Linked DNA regions of Homo sapiens: region 1 is linked to region 2. A link is a loop called in an ENCODE intact Hi-C map of the cell type or tissue named here. Cell type or tissue: heart left ventricle. All regions are shown on one strand.

Region 1 (2,500 bases), 210 kb after region 2:
GTAGCTCACGCCTGTAATCCTAGCACTTTGGGAGGCTGAGGCGGGTGGATCACCTGAGGTCAGGAGTTCGAGACAAGCCTGGCCAACATGGGAAAACCCTGTCTCTACTAAAAAATACAAAAATTAGCTGGGTGTGGTGACACAGCCTGTAATCCCAGCTACACGGGAAGCTGAGGCTGGAGAATCACTTGAACCTGGGAGGTGGAGGTTGCAGTGAGCCGAGATGGCGCCACTGCACTCCAGCCTGAGGGACAGAGTGAGACTCCGTCTCAAAAAAAAGAAAGAAATCTTCCTTGTTGACAAATCTCAAATTTCCTTTTCTTATGCATGCAGAGGTCTTGAAACATTGAGAAGCGGTTTCTGAGGGCCTACAGGCTTATCAGCCCAACTAATGTATTCACCAAAGGCAGGCAAGAGAAATGGGTTGTAAAAGCAAATTCCATTTGTTTTCCCTCTCTGGTCCTTGGTTTGCGCTTTTTCCAGTTTGCCTGGAGAAGCCAGAATCTATTAGCCAAGTGTGATTCCTCATCTTTTGTCACCTTTTCCTGTGCTCTCCACCCTCTGGCTTTGCATATGGATTTCCAGGGCCTTCAGAGACACTGCTGAACAGAGTAAACAAGTGTTTCCCAGAACCAAGAGTCCTGGTGTCACCTGGCCTATAGAGAGTGCACATACAGTCTTTTCATTATAGTGTCTTCTGCCTGGCACTCAGTTGGGAAACCTGAGTGGCTCCTGAAGACAGGCCCGACATATCACACTGTCATCATGCTAAAGAAGTGAACCACTGCCTACCTTTTGACTTTCAGAGCTAAAGAAATCTGCCTGCATGATTAGATGTCAGCTTCACTGCCCACTTATAACCCTGAAGTTCACAAGCTCAGTTTCTTTTCAGCAAATGGGCACCTCAAATGTGAATCTTGGGCAGATTCAACTAGAATGAAGAGAGCAAGGCGCTGTGCTTATGCCGTCATTATGCCTTATTTTAAGATTTTCAAAGATGGATTATCAAGCAGGATGAAGCAGATCAACAAGTTTCCCTTTTGAGAAGTTGGAAGATTTATTTTTAGTCATTCTTTCTGTCTTGCCAAAACTGGTCCGACGCTTCCAAGGATCTGAAGTGCTGCATGGTGCTGCCCCCAACTGGTTCTTTTTGGTGCTTATATTATTACCACATCAGAAAATATATGACATTTAAATTTTTTTCGAAGCGCTTTCACATATTTTATTTTATTATTATTTTTTTGAGACAGAGTCTCACCCTGTTGCCCAGGCTGGAGTGCAGTGATATGATCTCTGCCCACCGCAACCTCTGCCTCCAAGGTTCAAGTGATTCTCGTGCCTCAGCCTCCCAAGTAGCTGGGATCACAGTCGTCTGCCACCATGCCCTGCTTATTTTTGTATCTTTAGTAGAGATGGGGTTTCACCATGTTGGCCAGACTGGTCTCGAACTCCTAGCCTCAGGGGATCCACCTGCCTTGGCCTCCCAAAGTGCTAGGAATACAGGTGTGAGCCATCTCGCCTGGCCAACTTTTACATATTTTTTTTTCAAGACAGGGTCTCACTCTGTTGCCTAGGCTGGAGTGCAGTGGCTCAATCTCACTTCACTGCAGCCTCCGCCTCCCGGGTTCAAGTGATTCTCCTGCCTCAGCCTCCCGAGTAGCTGGGATTACAGGCACCCACCACCATGCCCGGCTAATTTTTGTATTTTTAGTAGAGATGGGGTTTCACTATGTTGGCCAGGCTAGTCTTGAACTCCTGACCTTAGGTGATCTGCCCGCCTTGGCCTCCCAAAGTGCTGAGATTACAGGCGTGAGCCACGGCGCCTGGCCAACTTTCACATATTTTATTAGATTCTCATAACAACACTGCAAATTAGGTGAATCAGGGATTATCATACCTACTTATAGTTGAGAAAAGTGAAAGATGGATAGCCTTATTAGTTGATTTGTCCAAGTTAAATGGCTATTAGGAGGCTGAATTGGGCTAGAATTCAGATATTTCTCCTCTTATCCCATTAAGTTCCCTAGTCCTTTGTAAATGCAATGGTACCCAAAAATATGTATTAAGATATAAATTTTAGGCTTAGAGGAATTTCCCTCTTTTTCTCCCTTGGGAGGAGGAGGGAGATAATACATCATATAAGGTTTGAGTAAATTCATTTTTGAGCTCCTGTGCTGCATGAGGCTCTCTTACTCAGATGCTGTGGTCTCTAAGTCTCCAGTGCAACGTAGTGGTAAAGAGTATGGACTCTGGAGCCAGACTGCAGAGTCTGCCAGTCTCTGCCACTTAATAACTGGATAACTTTAAGCAAGTTGCTTAATTTCTAAATGCCTTCTCTAAAATGAGTAATAGTATGTAGTCATTTTGTAGTCCATAGCACGATGATTGGATTTTCATGTGCATGTGTGAGGTGTACTACCCTCAAACCTTATTAATGTCTGCACGTTGTCTGACATGAAAAAAAAAAGGAAAAAAAGTACCAGTGTACCTACCTTATAGG
Region 2 (2,500 bases):
ATAAGGAGACCTAATCTCTATAAAAATTTAAAATTTTTGTATACTACAGCCTCGGTGACAGAGACCTCAATTCAAAAAATAAATAATAGAAATCTCAACAGTCTTTTAGGCCTTCCAATCATCAGTTCCTACCAATGCCAGCATTGTTTTATGCCATCGCCTCTACCACCAGGTCCCCCTTACTTTTAGTTGCTGTCCTACAAGTCTTCTTTAGGCTTTTCCAGCAGCGTCTTCCAGTTTCAAGACTTTTCCCTAAGCTGTCCAATTTGTATGGAATGCTGTTCCCACTCTTACCTCCTTTAACTAATTAATCCCTATTCATCTTTCAGATCTTAGCTGATTAAATAAGTAGGCTACTCGCCCTGCACTTCTCATAACACTTCTTCCGACTGTAATTAAACTAATTATGCAATTACTTAGTCTGTCTCCTCAAGTAGGCTGTAGGGACTTATGTGTCTTGGTTATAGCTATATCCCCAGGGCTTAGCATCATGCCTAACCCATAAGTACCCAATAAATACTTCTTGAACAAAGAGCAATGGTTTGGGAAAGTAAAGAGTTTCGTGTGACTGGAGGTTAGAGAGATTTGCCATAAACCTTCCTAAAACCTGTTTATCAGTGGTCTCTGGTGCCCACCAATAAAAAGTGCATAAGATAGGGCCTTAGGGGCCGAGTGACAAGGTCTGGGCAGGACTGTTGCCTCCTGCAGGTCACCTATGCACACTGACTATAGTGTCTGATGGAGAAAGCCCCTGTCCCCACCTTTTGTGATTTTGCAAGCTAGGATTCCCTAACTTCTTAATGTAAGTCGCTTGGACTCTTCAAATTACTAAACCTAGGCACTGGTCAGGACAGGGGGATGGAAACTTAAGGCCCAGGTCCAGCACTGCCTTGAAACCAACGGACAATCATTGCCCTGATCGCTCACTCCTGAGGTGGCCAATTTGAGGCATTCTTGAGAAGACTCCAGGGAAGCATGCAGTGCTTAAGATGTGCCAGTAGATGGCGCTACTTCCCAACGTGCCTAATGCAAGGATACAGAATTACTCAGCCTCCTCACAGGTTCCTCCAGAACCAGGATATGAATATTTGGGCTTCAAGGGCAGGTCACATCCAGCAGCCCGAGGTCTGTCATCCCTGAGGGAAACAGCCTCCATCTCAGGCCTGACCAGGCAAATAAGACAAGCAAGCAATATGGATGCTCCAATGGCTTTATTAACTCCCTCTTTCCGTTGTGGCAGGACCTCATTAGCTGCAGAGCTGGAAGGGAGGCCAAGAAGCTGTGGTCTCAGTACGGGTCATTAAAGGGGTACAGAGGATGCCCTGCATCCCTTGGGACTCTCTTCCCATCCACCTGGAAAGAGAGACAGATAGATTACTCCATCAGCAGGAGTTGCCATTCCAAAGACTCCAGGCATCTTCCCCAAATCTTCCTAAACAAACTCACCTGTGTACAGCACTATGCCAGATGGCATTGGCTGGGATCCCCATCCTCAGAGAACACCACAGTATCAACACCATTCTAGCACCAAACCCATAGCCTGATATGTAGCTACCCCTGCCCCTAAGAGTTTGCAGTCTGAACTGAGATCAAGAGGCCAGGAACCATTTATTTCCCTAAGTACAGCCGACTTCCCTCCCAACCCCAATCCCTCGAGTGAGGTCAACAACGCCTTCTGGGCTCTCCTCATATCATTTACTGAGAATCTACTACATGTCAGGAACTGGGCTCATTTTACACATAGGAAGCTGAGGCTTGGAGAAGTTTAATAACTTGCTCTAGGTTACAAGATATCAAGAAGCAGGACTGGGACTCACAGGTTATATGCCTTATCCCTGAGCCATACTACTTCCCTGAGCTCAATAAAGAGAAATGAGGGCACTATGTCCAGCATAGCAATCCCACCCACAACATTGTGTCCTTCTCACAACCAGCAAGCCTTAGGTCACACCTGGGCCAGAATCCCACCCCAAATCTCACATTCCCCAAGTCTAGGAGGCTGATACATCCTCACCGTAAGCATAGGCACAATATATCTCCAATTTTTGTTCAGGGCATTTAGCTGCTTCATCTCTTCTGGGCTAAAGGTGAAGTCAAACACCTGAGGATGGAGAGTGGGGTTCAAGAAAGCCAGCTTTGTGAGCAGAAGCTGGGGTTCCACAACACTGCCTTTTTAGCCAGGTAGAGTCAGGGCCAAGAAAATGTCCCAAAGAGCTAAAGAAGATAGAACCCATTACCAAGTACCTTGATGTTCTGAAGGATTCGAGAAGGAGTGATACTTTTGGGGATGCAGATCACTTTCCGCTGGACCTGCCACCTAAGTTGGGGGATTAGACAGATGAGGAAAAGGGGTCAGTATTCATAAGCACTATTTTGTTCCCCATGCAGCTTCCCTAAGCTCCTGGAGCACCTGAGCCCTGCTGAAATGGGAAATATGCCTACAGTGGCCTCCCTCCAGATCACAAGGCAAGATCCTCAGCCTCACCCAGACACTGAAATA

Evidence for each region. Hi-C counts contacts between places; a loop is a spot of excess contacts. Peaks named below come from ENCODE experiments on the same cell type or tissue, not always from the same donor. Only the 100,000 strongest peaks of a DNase experiment are listed, where the experiment ranks them.
Region 1: a loop joins it to region 2, with 7 times the contacts of the local background. A loop is called at or near these places in 84 of 110 quality-filtered maps.

The regions. Positions count from the first base shown.
Region 1 is chr1:45,358,607-45,361,106 of GRCh38, reverse strand. The region is part of intron 4 of TESK2 (testis associated actin remodelling kinase 2); the gene reads left to right. It also overlaps the pseudogene LOC124904849. Among named protein-coding and RNA genes, the nearest start is that of TOE1, 20 kb to the right of the region's middle. RefSeq lists enhancers at 143-642, 773-852, 1,113-1,212. In heart left ventricle, a CTCF peak has its summit at 1,133 (motif pointing left); a DNase peak (open chromatin) is centred at 1,126; H3K4me3 peaks cover 738 bases; H3K27ac peaks cover 1,057 bases.
Region 2 is chr1:45,568,744-45,571,243 of GRCh38, reverse strand. It overlaps AKR1A1 (aldo-keto reductase family 1 member A1), which reads right to left. Exons shown (of 9, transcript NM_153326.3): 7 at 2,245-2,317; 8 at 2,015-2,101; 9 at 1,195-1,353. The coding sequence ends at 1,288. Among named protein-coding and RNA genes, the nearest start is that of NASP, 14 kb to the left of the region's middle. In heart left ventricle, a CTCF peak has its summit at 995 (motif pointing right); a DNase peak (open chromatin) is centred at 1,013.